2 separate regions of the Homo sapiens genome follow, and region 1 is linked to region 2. The links are chromatin loops, found by intact Hi-C in ENCODE. Cell type or tissue: GM12878. All regions are shown on one strand. Each heading gives the region's core, and the rest is flanking DNA. Links, peaks and the distances in the headings are about the cores only.

The links. Hi-C counts contacts between places; a loop is a spot of excess contacts. Peaks named below come from ENCODE experiments on the same cell type or tissue, not always from the same donor. Only the 100,000 strongest peaks of a DNase experiment are listed, where the experiment ranks them.
Region 1: a loop joins it to region 2, with 2.4 times the contacts of the local background. A loop is called at or near these places in 5 of 110 quality-filtered maps.

Annotation. Positions count from the first base shown.
Region 1 is chr11:95,683,551-95,691,890 of GRCh38, forward strand. No RefSeq gene overlaps it. Among named protein-coding and RNA genes, the nearest start is that of FAM76B, 100 kb to the right of the region's middle. In GM12878, for the core only: no CTCF peak of the experiment used is centred there; no DNase peak of the experiment used is centred there.
Region 2 is chr11:95,552,200-95,560,539 of GRCh38, forward strand. No RefSeq gene overlaps it. Among named protein-coding and RNA genes, the nearest start is that of FAM76B, 230 kb to the right of the region's middle. In GM12878, for the core only: no CTCF peak of the experiment used is centred there; DNase peaks (open chromatin) are centred at 4,232 and 4,602; H3K4me3 peaks cover 563 bases; H3K27ac peaks cover 1,763 bases.

The DNA of each region.
Region 1 (8,340 bases), core at 236-8,235, 130 kb after region 2:
GGTAACTGCTTCTACCCCCTCAAAAGAGAATGCAATTCTGTGGAAACTGCCAATTATAGTGACCCACCCACCCAAGCCCACCCCCTACACACGCATGCATATACAAACACCACCTGCCACAGGGCTGGGCCAGTGATCAGAGCCAGGGCAGGTTTAACCTACATATAGCCATGTGACAGGCTCAGGACCTTAGTTGTGCCAAGAGAATCTTTCACTATGATTTGTATGGATTGAAACAGGAAGAGAAAATTTCACTGCTTATTTCTCCATAATCACTGAGCTGGGAAGATTTTTATTAAGCCAAGGGTCTGGAACAATGGAATAAGCCACATAAGCTACATTGGCCATGTTGCATAGAGAATATCTATCTGCCACAGAAGAAAAGGGCACCATCAGGCAAGGTGGAGCAGAGACAGGAGAGATGCAGAGAGAAACCTGGCACCCAGCTGAAAGTGAGGCCAGCCGCACCCCATTCTTTCTACTTGCAGGAACCAAATAATCTCCTATTTCCTTCAGTCAGTTTTACTTGGATTTTTGTTATTTACAATAAAAAAACCCCAACTGATGCCAGTTTTTTGACAATCCTCATTGTTTTCACCTTTTATATCCAGAATGTTTCAGAACAATTTTATATTTTCTTCACGCTAGCTTTAAACCCTCAATCACTTTTAACCAATTGAGAACCCACCCTTGCCCAATTTATAATGGAGGAACAGAAATGCATTCTTCTGCAGAATTAACAACCCAAAGACATACTCTTTCTCATGATTGAATTGGACCTTCCTGGAAAACATCACCTCTAATTCAGGTCTGTACATTCTGATACACAGCACATGTTGAATACCAAGCACCATTATAATAATTGATAAACAGAAAAACTCTGCCTAAGTGGAGCCTTCTGAATCCATTAGACTTCTGGAACAGCTCCAGGTTCAAAAAATGGCTGAAATATTTGAATGAAACAAAGCAAAAATCTCTCAGTGGTAGAGAAGCAATTTCTGAAAACAGCCCACATCAAATGAAAGAGTCAGAAATGCTGAGGATCTAAGTCATCCCATGGCTATGAAATGGAATAAAAACTCTCATTGGATGGCAATACCTATACATCTCATTATCCAAGAAACATGAGTAAAATAACAGGAAATGTGAGCGGCTAATTAGGAAATTAGGAAAAAAAGAGAGAGAGAGAATGACAAATATGAGTAAATGTGGAGGCAGTGGTAAAGATGGAGTTTAGATGTGATACCAGCTTGGTGAGCAGCAGACACCCCCACACTGTGGAAGAGGCTTGCCAGGGGAAAAGAGCTAAGAAATGAGGCCAAGGCAATGGGAGCCCAAGGAGAGTGCCAGCAGGACACAGCAGATGTGTGCCCACATGTGGTGGGAAAATAGGAGAAGCCAACAGTCACCTGCCCTATACCGCACACTCCTTGAAACATTCCTGGGCCTCATCAAAGGCACAACACCTGGTACACAGCTTAGCAGTCTGTGGGGGTGTTCCCTGTTCACTGCATCAAGGCAAAACTAAATGACAAAACTGAGCCATAACAGTAACTTTGCTGGCACCGTATTGGAGAAAAACAAAAAAGCTTGGCATCTCAGTGAAGCCACTCCTTGACTTTAACTGCATTTTTTAAATGGAAGCCAAAGTGTACAAATCTAAAATGTATTTGAAAATCTTAAAAGAGAAAACATATTATATGTACCCAGTTGCTCTATCTAGAACTGGAATGCTGTATTTTTGCTTGTTTGTTGCCCTTGGGGAGGGGCAGGGCAGAGGGGAGTATGAGCAGTCACTGTTTTGAGAAAGAAAGACCTCCCAAAGGCCTGTTGAGAAAGTGAGGGGAGGGCATTTCCTTCTGTGGGGGCAATAAGCTAGGGGCTAGGGGCTCCAGGAGTAGCAATACATGGTGGAAAAGAGTAAGCTTTTCCTTTCTGTCTTTTCTTTGTATTTCCCAAGTCATTGGCCACTTTAGTTAACTATTCCAGCCCAGGCAATGCTTTCTGGGAATTAAGAGAGGGGCCTGTTTCTGCGATGAGAGAAATCAGTGCAAGGAAATCAGCAGAAGCCATGAGAAGTTGGTTACAAAACAGCAAGAGGTGCCCAGGCACAGATAAGTCATCTGGGACAAAATAACAAGCTGAAGGGAGAAGCCAAAACCAGGATAGATTTGTGGGGCACGTGAGTGTTCCTTGGGGATTCTCAGGAATATGTGGGGATAGGTTATGAGAAGATACTACATTTTCTGTACATGTGGAAAGGATGCCCATATTGTTATTATTATTATTATTATTATTATCATTAGTATTATTATTCAGAGTAAGTGTGGCCTTAAAGGTTGGAGAACTTGAGGATATAAAGTTTACATTGAGAAGCCAGGGAACACTGACAAATCCAAGTCCATCCAGACAATATTGCTTATCTACTCTCTGTGACACTGATGCTCAGAAGAGGAAGCTACAACAATTTATCTGAGCATGCAGACATATAGTAAAGATGCATCTTCCATAAACTGAAAAATGTACACTACTTTTTTTATGTGTTCAGCCATATAACATCATAATTATCCCATTTCTGGTTCAATGCTCAATGGAAAATTATAATGTTTTATGAATAATTGAAGCTGACTGAATCATGTACATTTTTATCAGGGCTAATTCTGATGTTTCATACCAAGGTTTGGCATCAAAAGGCTAAATATAGTTGGAAAAAGAATTATTAATTCACATCTCATAAGAAAAACTGCAAGTAGAAGATGAGTATTTTGAAGATGTTTTCACTGTCGGTGGTGGAGAAATCAGAGGAAGAGTAAGTTGTACTCACATGAGAATACATCTCATACACCATTAAAGTACAGAAACATTTTCTATCATATAAATGCTCCTATTATATTAAAATAAGTTATTGCGTAACTATTGCACCTATAAAAGGGACACCCGAAGTATCTGAAGTCAATTCTAAAGTCAGTTATATAAGTAACAGGCAAATCTGGAAATATGGAATCCAGAATAAATGAGGCTACTTTGGAAAATGGGGGTGAAATTTTATCCCAACTATTATGGAACCCACTAATCTCAGCTGGGCTTGTGGGTTCCTGGAATGATGATTACATTTCCTAGTCGTCTTTGCAGATATGTGCAACCTTACAACCAAGTTCTGGCCAAAGAAGTAGTGTGTACAACTTTGGAACAGTGTTTAAAAAGGGAAAAGGCATGATTTTCTCCTTTCTTTTCTTCTTTCTCTTAACTGATATGGATAATAACCGGAGCTTCAACAAGCATCTTGGACCATATACAACACCCCCAAGGGATGGCAGAGAAGAAAACTGGAGGAAACTTGTTCATATCCCTCTTGGATGCTGATCTCCAGTTTTTACATGAGACAACAAAAAGTTCTGATTTAAGCTGCCATATTTGGGTTTTCTTCCACAAGACACTGAACCCAATTCTAATAAATACAAGGGGAAAAGTAAAACTGTCTCATGTTCCTGACCTGAGCTTTGGAGGATGTCAATTTCTAAGAAAGTGTTTCTTGGATGATACATTCAAAAATTAATAATCAACTCATGGAAATAAGCCAAGTACTAGAAAGTTGGAGATTCAAATAAATCATTTCTTTATCTCTGGGACACACAGGGGCTGGGACAGATTCTGTAAGATGCTGCAGAAAGTCACATCTTGTGGGCCAAACTGTTTAGATTCTTCCTACTGTGATTTCTTCCAACTCTCCATATTTATTTCCCTGCTTTTCTCCTTGAGCAGTTAGCAAAATTTTGTTTTGTTTTGCCAGGGACAAAATTAAAAGAAGGACAAGAGCCTCCTGACACTGGCATACCTGTGTGAGGGTGACAGTAGAAATAAGCAAGAAACCCCTAAATGAGTAATTCCCACCCCTGCTACACGAACAACACCTTCTTAGAACGAATATTTTGTGATCATCCCTTTGCTATACTAAAATAAAATTCAAAAATAATATAACCTATCTGCACATAAGAAGAAATCAATATAAGTATTAAACTATATTATAAAAGAAAAAATAAAAGGAAAATAGTTGATGATAATGGTCTTTCATAAGTAAATGCTCAAGTATGATCATGCTAGAAGACAAAAGTGCCCCCACATTTTCAAAATGCTCCCCAGGGAATGTATAGTATGCAATGCCCTATACGATATGGCATTTTCCTACCTTGGAAAGTGATAAAACTTCAGGGTCAGAATGATGTCTCTTCCTTCTCTACAAGAGCCTCTCCTTCCAAGGACGACCTTAAAGTTCTTGGTTTTATTTTCTTAAGAAACATAACATTTTCTTACAGCAGTGTTACTTCAAATGTGTTCTGTAGCAAGTGAATTTCCTGTGAACAGGTGTTATGTTAAAGAAAAATTGTACTCTAATTGTTTAAGAAATATTAGTTCCAAATTAAATATTTTGTCTTGCTTTATGACATTTCAGAGTCTTGAAGTTGTCACCGTGCATTGACAATCTAACTCCCAAAAGTATTTTATCACAGAATCCTTTTCCACTGGGTCCATGGAAGAAACCTAGAAAACACTACCTTACATCCTGCCAAGGAGTGCATCAACACAGACAAGAGAGGCTTTTTGGAGGATCACAAATCTACTTCTGAAAGACAGTCTTTAGTTGACTAATTGATTTTGCATGAAAGTGGCCATGTAAAGCTGACCTGGAAGTCATGAATTTCACCACATCTCACTTAACTGTCATGACAGAAAGGCAAATGGGTAGAAACAATCTGACATCAGAGGTGTTTCCAGAAAAGCACAATTTTAATGTTGCTAGTGGTACTGACACATATTTGAGCTCATATTTTACATCACATGGATCTATAGCTATTTTAACAAGACGTTACAGATTTTATCTGTTCATAATATTGACAATGAGGCATTAGAAAAGGATATATGTTGATCAATATCTTTAAAGCGCATATTTTTCTAGTAGCTTCAATAATATTTACCATGTCTGAAATTTCTATTTAGTATAGTGACATTTTTACAATCACTGTTTTATGTCATCCACACAACCCTTCAATGAGCTATCATTAGTCCCATCTTTCAGATAAAGAACCTGTATCTCAGTGTGGGTAAGTGCCAACGTCATAGAATTTTTTAGTTGCAGAACTTGGACATAGCCTACGTCTATCCTGCCCTGCAGCCCATGTTTATTCCACTGCCTCCCTTAATCAAGGGAAAATTTTTAGAATGTTTTCCATTAAAAAAAATCAGTTACAGCAATTACAAGTTAACCATCAGTTATCAGGAAAACAGCCATCCACAGATACCCAGAATCACTCATTCCTTGAGGGTACGATAGCCCATGGTTTCATGTACATATTTGAATTGACAAACCTCCTCTGAACTGCTGAAAAGTTTACGAGGTCTAAAATACCATCATGTTTTTCTTCCTCCCTCATCGTCACCTGGTTTAAACTTCAAGGTGTGTTCTTTGAAAAACACTTGTTTCCAGTGACTCATTTTGAAATCACTGATTTCATCTTCCTTGTTCTTTGCAAAGCCAGGAAAAGAGATCAAGACCACATTGTTTTCACCTTCAAAAACACTTGCCCTGTAACCGGAAGAGTCCAGAACTGTTTTTGTTAATTCGTTGAATAATGTGTTCTTGTTTCATCTTTTCACAAGAGCAGAAATCCACTCTCAGAATAGGGCTCCCTGCTTGCCATCTGCTTATCCACCAGCAATTTTCAACCAACCTGTTTGGAAAGGATTCACTTATGCAGTCAACACATTTATTGAGCATCTACTTTGTACCAGACACTGTTCTACATTCTGAGAATACAGAAATGAGATAGATGCAACATTTTGTCCTTAGAGTTTTTACTTTAATGAGAGAGATATAATGAAAAACATACAAATAAAAATGATTATTCTAGATAGTGAAAACACTCATGAAGAAAAATTTAAAAGGGTGGCATAGCATAGAGTGAGTCAGGTGAAAGATTTCTTTAGATTGGGTGGTCAGGGACAGCTTTCTGAGGAGGAAACATTTGAGCTGAGATTAGAATGTTAATGAGACAGCAATGACAGGATTTGGAGGAAGAGTCCCAGAAGAGCCTTAAGATGAGAACAAAATTGGTGGGGATGAGGAATGGAAAGGAGGCAGATGCAGCTGGAAAGGGATAAGGGAAGAGAAAACAGTTGATGAGGTCAGAGATGCTATTAGGGCCCAGCACCTGTGGTAGAGAATTTTAATTTTATCCCAACTGCAGTGAAAAGACATTAAAGAATTTTGAGGCTGCTGTTTAGAGAGCTGATTACATATTGGCAAAAATGGAGCAGAAAGACCAGTTAGGGGCAACTGCAGTAGTTCAGGTGAGAAATTACAATGCCTGGACTAGGTAGTCCACGAAGATGGGAGGAAGTAAATGTCTTTCATGATAGAACAGCCAGCATGTGCTCATAAATTGCACGAAAAAAAATGGGACTGGATTGTTATGCTAGTGACATTTTCTGAATTCAGGAAGACTAGGAGAGAATAGATTTGGGAGAGGGATGGGAAATCAAGTGAAGTATTGGAAATGTTGACTTGGAGATTCCTATTCATCATCTAAACAGAGATGTCAAGAAGCTGACTGTACAAGAGGTCAAAGAAGGGGTTCATAGCTGAAGATATGTAGAGTATCTCATAAGACCCCTGAGGGCACACCCCTTGCAAAGCCCAACCCCAGATTTCAAACACAGTCTTTCCCAGTTTCGCATTGGGAAACTGGAATGGGAAGCTGGGCAAGATTGCGTAATGGGAAACCGGGAAAGACTGTGTTTGAAATCTGGAGTTTAACTGATCCTATCTTAGTATTAATTCTCCATTAAAGTACTTAGTCTCCATCTGATTTCCCTCTAAATGGGGTCTTTATAAGCTCTCTTCCTTTGTTACCAGGGTCTTCTTAAATGCAAACAGAATAGGCACCTACACCAAACAGAATGAAGTTGCAAGTATTCTTAAGTGAGAAGATAACTTGCATTCTAAGACAAGCTAGATGACATCCACAGAGTTCTTAAGAAGGATTGTTTCCAACAACAGTCTGACCTACTGACTCTTTCACCAGTCTTCACCTCTTCTTCATCCACCACTTGCACTCTTTATTTTCCCTTTTGAGGAACCTATCTGTCTTTATTTCAACCAACAGCCACCTAGTCAACCCTTGGATGTTAAAAGTTTACTCATCTCGAGATATATTTGCTTTTTACCTGGGAGACTGAAGAGGCAACAGATCTTGAAGATCAAATAAATGACTCTCAGATAGTAGGATTTCAAGTAGGACCTCTCTAATCTCAACGCATGGGCTGGTTCCTTTCCTGTGGCCTGCTCTGTCCATTTTTTTTTTCATATTTTCCATCTTAAAAATTCCCCTCCCCAGGAAACTGTGACACATGCTACAACATGGATGAACCAGGAGGATATCATATTAAGTGAAATAAACAAATCACAAAATGACAAATGCTGTATGATTCCACTTAGATGAGGTACCTAGAGTAGTCAAACTCCTAGAAACAGAAAGTAGAATGACGGTTGTCAGGGGCTGGGAGGAGAAAGAAACGAGGAATTGTTATTCACAGGTAACAGAGGTTCAGTTTTGCAACATGAGAAAGTTCTGGAGATTGGTTGCACAAGAACATGAATATACTTAACACTTCTGAACTGCACACTGAAAAGCGGTTAGAATGGCGAATTTTATGTGAAATCACAATTTGGAGGTGTTTTTTAATTATTAAAGCTAAAAGAGCAAGTCAGAGAGATGTGAAGCATAAAAGGGATTCAACACGCTGTGGCTTTGAAGATGGAGGAGTCTGCAGAATGAAGAATTCATGTGGCCTCTGTAGGGTGGGCTCAACCAGCAAACAGGAACCTCAGTCCTGTAAACATGAGAAACTATGAGGAACTGAATTATGACAACCTGAAAGAACCTGGAAATGTAGTCTTCCCCAGATCCTGCATATAAGAGCCAGTCTAACACCCTGATTTCAGCCTTGAGAGACCCCCAGCAGAGAACACAGTTGAGTAATATACAGATCTGTGAGAAAATAAATGGACATTTTACACCACTAAAAAAAAGATCCCTTGTTTTAACCTCAAGCTCCTCTCTTCCATGAGCTACCATCTCATTTCTCCTTTACAGACATACTATTTGACATTCAGTATCTACTTCATCTCTTTCATTGCTTATACTTTCCCCCAAAATGTCAGTGACTTTCTTTAGTTCCCAGTTCCAATGGGCATTCTAAACGTTTTCTATTACTTGACCTTTGTGGTACTTGATGCTCCTGACTACTTAGTCCTTTATGAAATATTTTCTCCCTTGGATTCTG
Region 2 (8,340 bases), core at 79-8,078:
GGAGTTCGAGACCAGACTGGCCAACACAGTGAAACCCTGTCTCTACTAAAAATACAAAAATTAGCGGGGCGTGGTGGCAGGCGCCTGTAATTCCAGCTACTAAGGAGGCTGAGGCAGGAGAATCAATTGAACCTGGGAGGCGGAGGTTGTAGTCAGTCAAGATCACATCACTGCACTCCAGCCTGGGTGACAGAACTAGACTCCATCTCAAAAAAGCAACAACAACAACAAAAAGAAAACTGAAAGGGCTGGATGATAGGGAAAATGGGGAGATTTGGGTCAAAGGGTACAAACTTCCAGCAGCTGCTTTTAAAAAGAGAGGTTTTGTTCTTACTTTGTTTTTGGTTGCTGTTGATTTTGTTTATTTTAGCTTGTTTGTTTTCCCTTTAGGACATAGAAAGCATTTTCTCTTTGCTGTTTCAGACTGTAGCTAAGCTCTTTTCAATCTAAATCCATGTCTTTAAAATTGAGTCTTCTCATTAAAATGACTCTCTTCCATCCATACTAAGCTAGGTTACTTCAGGTTCTCTAGGACACAAAAGAGTGTATCTAAAAGGAATACTTTCTCTAAACTCAGGAATGACCAAACTAGTTACAGGAGTCGACCTGAGAAAATCTATGATGAATATACTTCTAAAGTTCTGATAAAAGGAAGTAATTAAATCAACCTGCCTTACTCATATTATTTGCTCTGCTCTTTTTCTTAAATTCACTCTTATGTCTCTGACAATTTCTATTTCTTTGGACCTCAAACTGTAATGTGTTTTAGAATAAGCTGGTATGCTTTGGAAAACAGATTGTTGGACCCCATTCCCCATAGAGTCAGAAGATTCAAGTGGGACCCAGGAATCTGCATTTTAGAAAACACCCCAAGGCCGGGCGCGGTGGCTCATGCCTGTAATCCCAGCACTTTGGGAGGCCGAGGCAGGTGGATCACGAGGTCAGGAGATCGAGATCATCCTGGCTAACATGGTGAAACTCCTTCTCTACTAAAAATACAAAAATTAGCCAGGCATGGGGGGCGCGCCTGTAGTCCCAGCTACTCAAGAGGCTGAGGCAGAAGAATTGCTTGAACCCGGGAGGCAGAGGTTGCAGTGAGCTGAGATCACTCTGCTGCACTCCAGCCTGGGCAACAGAGCAAGACTCCATCTCAAAAAAAAAAAAAAAAAAGAAAAGAAAAGAAAGAAAAGAAAAGAGAAGAAAACACCCCAGATGATTTCGGAAGCAGGTGGCCCAGAGACCACACTTTGAGAATCACTAATTGCTTTCATAGGCTGGCAAACACTATTTTACTAATAAGACAACACTCTCAGTGATGTATTCTTATAAGCAATAAAAATAATGTAATTTGAGCAATAGCTTAAAGACAAGGCTTTTGCCTTTCACAACTCCTGGGGACTCCATTCACAAAAACACAGTGGAGTTATGCTCCAGAGGTCCCGTTCATGTTGTATTCTCTCCCCTGAGAATGGTGCTGCTAGATTGGTACAAGAGGTGGCTCCGTCAAAGAAAATACAAACATCTCAGTATCATTTAAATGTCTGCATCTTCACTCAACTGCTGCAAACACTGGTTTCTTTTTATGTAGAGAACGGCAACTATGTTTCTCTCATCAGTAAAGTTACAAGCCTTTTTTCCCAGTTCCAGGTGTAGCCCATTCCCCGATACACTCCAGGAAATCTTTTATCTCCACCCCACCCCATTCACACCACGTTACCCAGTACATAAACTCTTCCCAATTTCTCTCCAAAGGCACCTTGAACCCTGCTGCCATCTTTCCCGGATGAGTTGAGCCTCTCCTTTAATGGAGGTGTGAAGAAATTATTTGTATTTTCTTTCTTTTAAGCTATTCACTCGAAAGTTTCTCAGTTACAGACTGTTTCCTCTAACTGGCAACCTCTAGCTTCTTTGATGGGTCAAGCTCTTTAGAATATTTGTAAACCATCAAACAAAACACGACATGTTATGAATAAGGTTACACAGTTTTACCACAATTACAATGTGCCCAACCTAAGGAAACTGTTTCCTGCCTAGGGTTAGGTCAAGAAAGGAACCATATTCACATTTGCTATGAAAAACTCCATTCTGAAGAGCAGCTGTGTAAATTAATCTCTCTTTTGGTCAAACAAAGAGACTTTGTATTTGTACAAACAGATTTTTAGAAGATATGATTGTGTATTTGAAATACATCAGATACTGTACCAAATGTGCTACTTGCATGAACTCATTTAATTCTTATTAAAAACCAGAAAAGAAGTAGCATTAGTCTGCCCAGTCTACAGATGAGGAAACTGAGAAACGGTTACTTTTTGGAAATCACATAGCAAGTAATTGGCGGGGGCCACAATTTGTACGCAGATCTGTATGATTCCAGAATCATAATTAACCACAAAATTATACTTTCTAGAACAAGAATGCAGCCTATATTGTGAGATTTTGTTTTCAGGTATCACAAGGTTTCACCTGCCCCTAAGATATCTTTTCTCAGTCTTGCTTTTAAAAATTGATGTTATTATACAAATTACTTGAGTTGGGACCATATTATTAGATAGCCATCACTAAAGCAGAAATATAGCCTGAGAGCAACCAGGCTTTTTCCCCCTTTACACACAAGCACCACTAGAAAACATTCCTGGAATAGTTTAGGAAATAAATCGGTCTAATCCTGAAATGCAGAGAATCAGAGGCCTCAGGAAAGGGGATTTAGGATTACTGGTCAACTTTGATTAGGAAATGAAAGGAAAGTTCTGAAGATTAAATCATTGATTAAATTTCACCGAACATCTCTGGGCAGCTATAATTAGCAAACATGATTTTAGAAGTAGAATTAGAGGAAGGGACACATAATGTCAAGTCAGGAGATGTGCTGCCCAGGACACATTTAGCTTACTTTACCATTTTACTTCCTTCTTCACAGTCTTCTTTCTAATTGGACATTCAGAAAGGAACATGTCATGCACAGCTTCAAGCTTTCCGATGGGTTGCCAGTGAGCCTCTTTCTCCAGATTTGGCAATTAAATGCTTAGTGAATACTTAAAATGTGTCCCCACCCTCTCGTAGACTAGTCCCCCATCGCACTTTATCCCCTATGCTGCTGCTCCAGTGCTCACAACATTATCTGAAACCATATCCTATTATGTTGTATTAAATTATGTTTTACCATGTTATTTATTTATTTATTTATTATATGTCTCTCTGGAGAGTAGATTCCATGAGAAATAGCTTCATCAACTTTGTTCACCCCTGCATTACTAACTTGTAAAATGGTCCCTGAAATATAGTAGCCACTCAATACACATTTGTTAAATGAATGAATCAGCTATGGTATGGACTGCTGTGAGAGGTATTGAGGGAGTTAATATATAGCATTATTTAGTGCTTACTGTCTCCTAGGCCTGTTCCACACAGTTCACATCGATTAACTGCTTTAATATTCATTACCTTTCTATGAGATAGATATCATTACTAGCCTCATTTTACAGATAAAGAAAGTGAAGTACAGAGAAGTTAGGTAACTTGCTCAGTGTTGCACACCTAGAAAGTGTCAAAGCCACACTGGAACGCAGATCATCTGGCTTCAGGGTTCTGTTAAACTTTATGATAAAATAAGACAAGACACTACCGATTTGAGAAGAAAAGTCTTGCCCACACAAAAAAATAAAGAAGTTCACAGTGAATAACAAATGAAGGTTTAATCAATACGTTTTCTAAGGCTGAGAGGAGAGAAGGTTCCCAGAAGACCAAAGTTGCCGAGGAAGGGCTCATAAAGAATCCGAGATTTCGACTGGTTCTTGAATAATGTTTTGGCTAGTGATGAAGGTATCTTATCACTGAAGCCCCAGTGATTACAGTAAAAAAAAAAAAAAAAAGCAAGTTCCAGTAAAGACATAAGGGATCCATGATTCTATGACACACAGACATCTTTTTGAAGGTTCTGTTGGCCTTGGCTTTAATATATTTACTGATGTTTATAAGAAAGCAGGGAAATGAGAGAACAAAGAGTAAGGGCATGATGATGTCATTCTTCTGAGATGGTTCTGGAGAGGATGGCATTGCTTCTGGGACACCAGTAGCCCAGAAGTCAGGAATTCCCCCTGGAGAAAGCAGGATTATCCAGAAACAATCACTCTGCCTCCCCACTCTGTCTTCCGCAATGAGAATTGAGCTACTGATACCAGAGTGTTTAGAAAGTCAGAGCTTTCTTAATAAAGACTCCTCTGCACTGGATGGGAATTTCCCCAGTGAAGTCTAAGTTTCAATACCTGATTCCCCACTGATTGCTGTGATGATTATCAGGATGTCAAAAGATTGGCATTCCTGTCACTGAGAACTGGGTTGCTCATTTTCTCCTGAGTTGGGGTCTTCAAAGTCATCTTAAGCACTGCAGGGTTTCAACGAGCTGGAAAATGTGTGAGAAAACAACATCCAAGTCGTGGCTCCCATTTTTGACATCTGCATTCAAGACTGGGCCACAGGACTCCAGTGGTGGTTCTTTCAATCCCTTCTATTCATCAGGGCAGCAGGATTCGTGATTCAATGAGCTACGAATTACAATCCTTTCTCTAGAAAATTGGTTTTTGAAAGTGCCTACTGGGTATGACTAAGAGGTTTTGTGCACTGGGGTTTCAGTTGATGTTTGTATTTTTTCTTATTATGACTTGAAGGAAAAAACCAGAATCTAAAATTAGCCCTTGTTTTTTCAACTTGGAACTTCATAAACACATCAGCAGTGGGGTGTGTGTGTGTGTGTGTGTGTTTTGCAATAAGCAATATTACAATTTCTTGACATTTTCATTGCTGTTTCTTGACATATTTAGTGAGGCTTTAAAGGTTTCTTTAGACAGAAAAAAAAAAGAAAAAAAATGGCTATGTTCCAAATCACCATATGTTTCCAATTGCAAATTCAAAAGCAGAAGACAGGCCTTAACTTAAGCTGTACAGCCTTTTGTGGTGGTTATGGTGCTGGGGAGGTAGGTTGTCTTTTTACATTTAGTTATTAGAATTTCAGTGTTACCCAATGACATAAAAGGAAAATAAAGCATTTAGCAAATATTTGTTGAGTGCCATCTATGTGTAAGACACTGGGTCAGGGAGGGTGCAATCTAGTTGGGGATACAAAATATTAAAGAAAGCAAATGTTCAAAACGGGATGATAAATGGATAGCTTTCAGCCATAAGTTCTCCAGGAGATCAAAGAGTTAGGAGCTGACCTGGTAAAAGAACGATTCATAGAAGAGGTAAAATTGAGCTGAGTCTTGAAGAAGGATAATAGGACATTTCAGGTGAAAGGAACTATAGAGTCAAAGTCACAGTGATGGAGCTGTGCATGCACATTCAGATTGGTGACTGCATCTGTGAGGTTGGAACTGATGCAGTTTCATAAGAATGAGGAAGTTTCCATAAGAATGGGGAAGGAATCATGGAGAAAGATGGGAAAATCAAGTAGAAGTCACATTATGATAAACTGGAGTGACAGGCTTGGTGTACCATGATTATTGTTGTTTAGATTGTATTTAGTCCAAACAACAATTACTTGCATTGGGTACTGATTATAAGCCCCATTCTATAGATAAGGAAACTAAAGCTCATAGAGGCTAAGAAGTTGCCCAAAGTCAAATAATGAATTATTTGGTTAACCCAGATTTGAACTAAAGTCTGTTGGATTCCAACTCCTCTTAATCTTTCTAGCTTAAGTGGTTAGGCAGGCTTGAGTGATAACTGCTGTCAGCCAGTAGTTGATATTCCAGCAAGAATAATGATGTTTTTAACCAGGATGAGGAAATTAGGATGAGTAAACTAAAGAGTAGCTGCCTAGAACTAAGGTGACCAGAGGGCATGGTGGAAGTAGCAAGACCCCTAGAGCTGGCATGCTCTTGATGCATCCTCAGAAGGAACCTTATCACTTACAGCTGGAGTTCTTAGCCTCAGAGTTGGACAGTTCTTCCATATGAATGTCCCCGGCAAGCATTTATTAAAGAACAGATGCAGGGTAGGGAGTCAGAATAGTTGAGGGCACTTGGAGCCATAAAGGCCAAACATGTCCCATTTGAGTAACTGTTCTCCTCGGAGCACTTAACGATTTCTAAGACTGAGGTTCTTGAGTTGAATCAAGTTATCAAATGCTCCAAGGCACTGTAAGTCACTGAGGTGATAGGGAGCTAGGGCCTTAGAGGCCACTGTGTTTGCAGGTAACATGTATCTAATTGTAAACAGGATTGTTTCATGTTACAGAAAAACAAGGAGCTGAAGTGGCTTCATCCATAGCTAGATCCAGGTACTCAAAAAACAAATGTCATTTGTCTTTCTCCATCTCTTGGCTCTATTGTCCTCAACATTGCTTTATTCTCAGGCCAGTTCTTCAAATGGCAGCAAATATAATTAAGAGCACCTCCAGGCTTAACATCTTTCAGTCCACCTACCCCAAAGACAGGAGGGTGGTGTGATTTATGGAGTACTTCTTCCTCTAAAGAGGCAGAAAGATTCCCAACATTAGGTTCAGGACCCAACTTAAGAGTTAGGAGATGAGCCCAGCTACATCCAAACTCCATGGTAAGAGAGTGAGAAATGGATGGTTCTCCAGGGGAAATTAGGTCACTGCTACTAAAGAACAATGGTTACTGGGCAGCTGTCATAACAATGTCGTGATAATTCAACAGTGTTGAAGGCACTGTTGGTATGAAGAGTAGAGAAAGAGCAAGAAGAATAGGAAAAAGAGAGTCAGCTACATGTATAACAGAGCAGGAATGGCTTCTGGATTTCCTATTTTCTATGGTAGGCCTGAGCCTAAGAATATCTTCTCTGGTTCTGTCTCTCACAACTTCCCTGCTATTCCCCTTGTTCCAGCCTTGCGAAACACACTGGGCTCCATCACACATCCAGGCCTTTGCACCAGCTGCTCCTCTTTCTGGAATTCAGACCCACACCATCCACTCCGATATCCACCTGGTAAGTTTGTACTTTCACATCTGGAAACGTTATCTCCCAGCAGAGCATCAGACATTCTTTTCTGTCTGCTCCCATAGCAATTTAACTTTCTTCTTTTTTTTCTTTCCTCTTCCTCCTCTTCCTCTTTCTTCTTCTTTGAGTGACGATTACTTTTTGTAGGTTTGCTTGGGGAACATTAGGCCACCTTGATAGGTTCTAATAGTATATTGAATAAATTGTTTTATGATGCCATCTGTGAGGGGACAAGAAAAATGCAGCTCCTTCCTTGCAGCTGATGTGTCATAGACCCTACACATAGACATGCATACATGTGAGAATTAATATGGACCCTTCATAAAGTCCTATAGCAAGTTCTGTGACCTGATTTTCTGCTCAGTTTTCTCAGAGGCCCAACTCTGTATTCCTCATGGAGCATAAATGTCTTTTAGAGAGATATCAAAATTTAAAATTTTCTAGAACTTTTTAACAAGATTAATTTAGATTCTTTTCTTACTGCTATGGCTCAGTGCTAAGTAACCCTTTGAGTTCCCTTCTAGCCGCATTTGAAGTGACTCGATCTTCCTCACAAAAGCTGCCTAATCAGATATCATAATTTCAAAGACCATTAGGGAAGGCTTTAAAAGATGGCAGAATATTCCAGGTTCCAGGCTTGTCAGCATGAAAGTCAATAGCCACTGTTAGGTAAGCCAGCTTATTCCACACAAAAGACCACAGGCAAGCCTTCTTGGGATTAATAATTTTGCCATTACTTTTTACAATGTGGCATATTTAAAACAGGAATAGTCAGACACTTTATAACGCTACTTTATACGGCCACTGACACCCTCCCAAGCCTTACCTCTTCACTGGCCAGAACTCTCACCTTTTGTAACTTGCAAGAATTGTGACAGTGAGCTTGCCAAGCTCCCAGAATGCAGCAAGTCCTGCCCAACCAGCCTGTCGGAGAGTGAGGTGATTTATAAGCCAGAGTATGAGGGAACCAAAAATCAAAACAGAAGGGAAAGCCTCTGAGGAGGACAGCTAAAAATAGCTTTCCTTCACCATTCTGTGATACTCGGGGGCAGCCTTAGCAAATAGCCTGCTGCCTTGCTCCTGCAGAAGCCCACTCCATAGTCACAACAGGCACTGACAATCCATCAGGGCATTCCTTCTCCCAGGACCTGAGCTGGGGCTCACCATCCTTCTCATCACAGCCAAACACTTCAGGAGGCACGTGAAATGAAACCCATTGACCAGGGTTTGAATATCCCTTCCAAAACTTATGTTGAAACTTGCTGTTGGAGATTCATGTTGCATCCCTGGCAATATTGAGAGGTGTGCCTTTAAGTGGTGTTTGGATCATAAGGGCTCTGCCCTCATAAGTGAATTAATCCATTCATAGATTAATGGATTAAT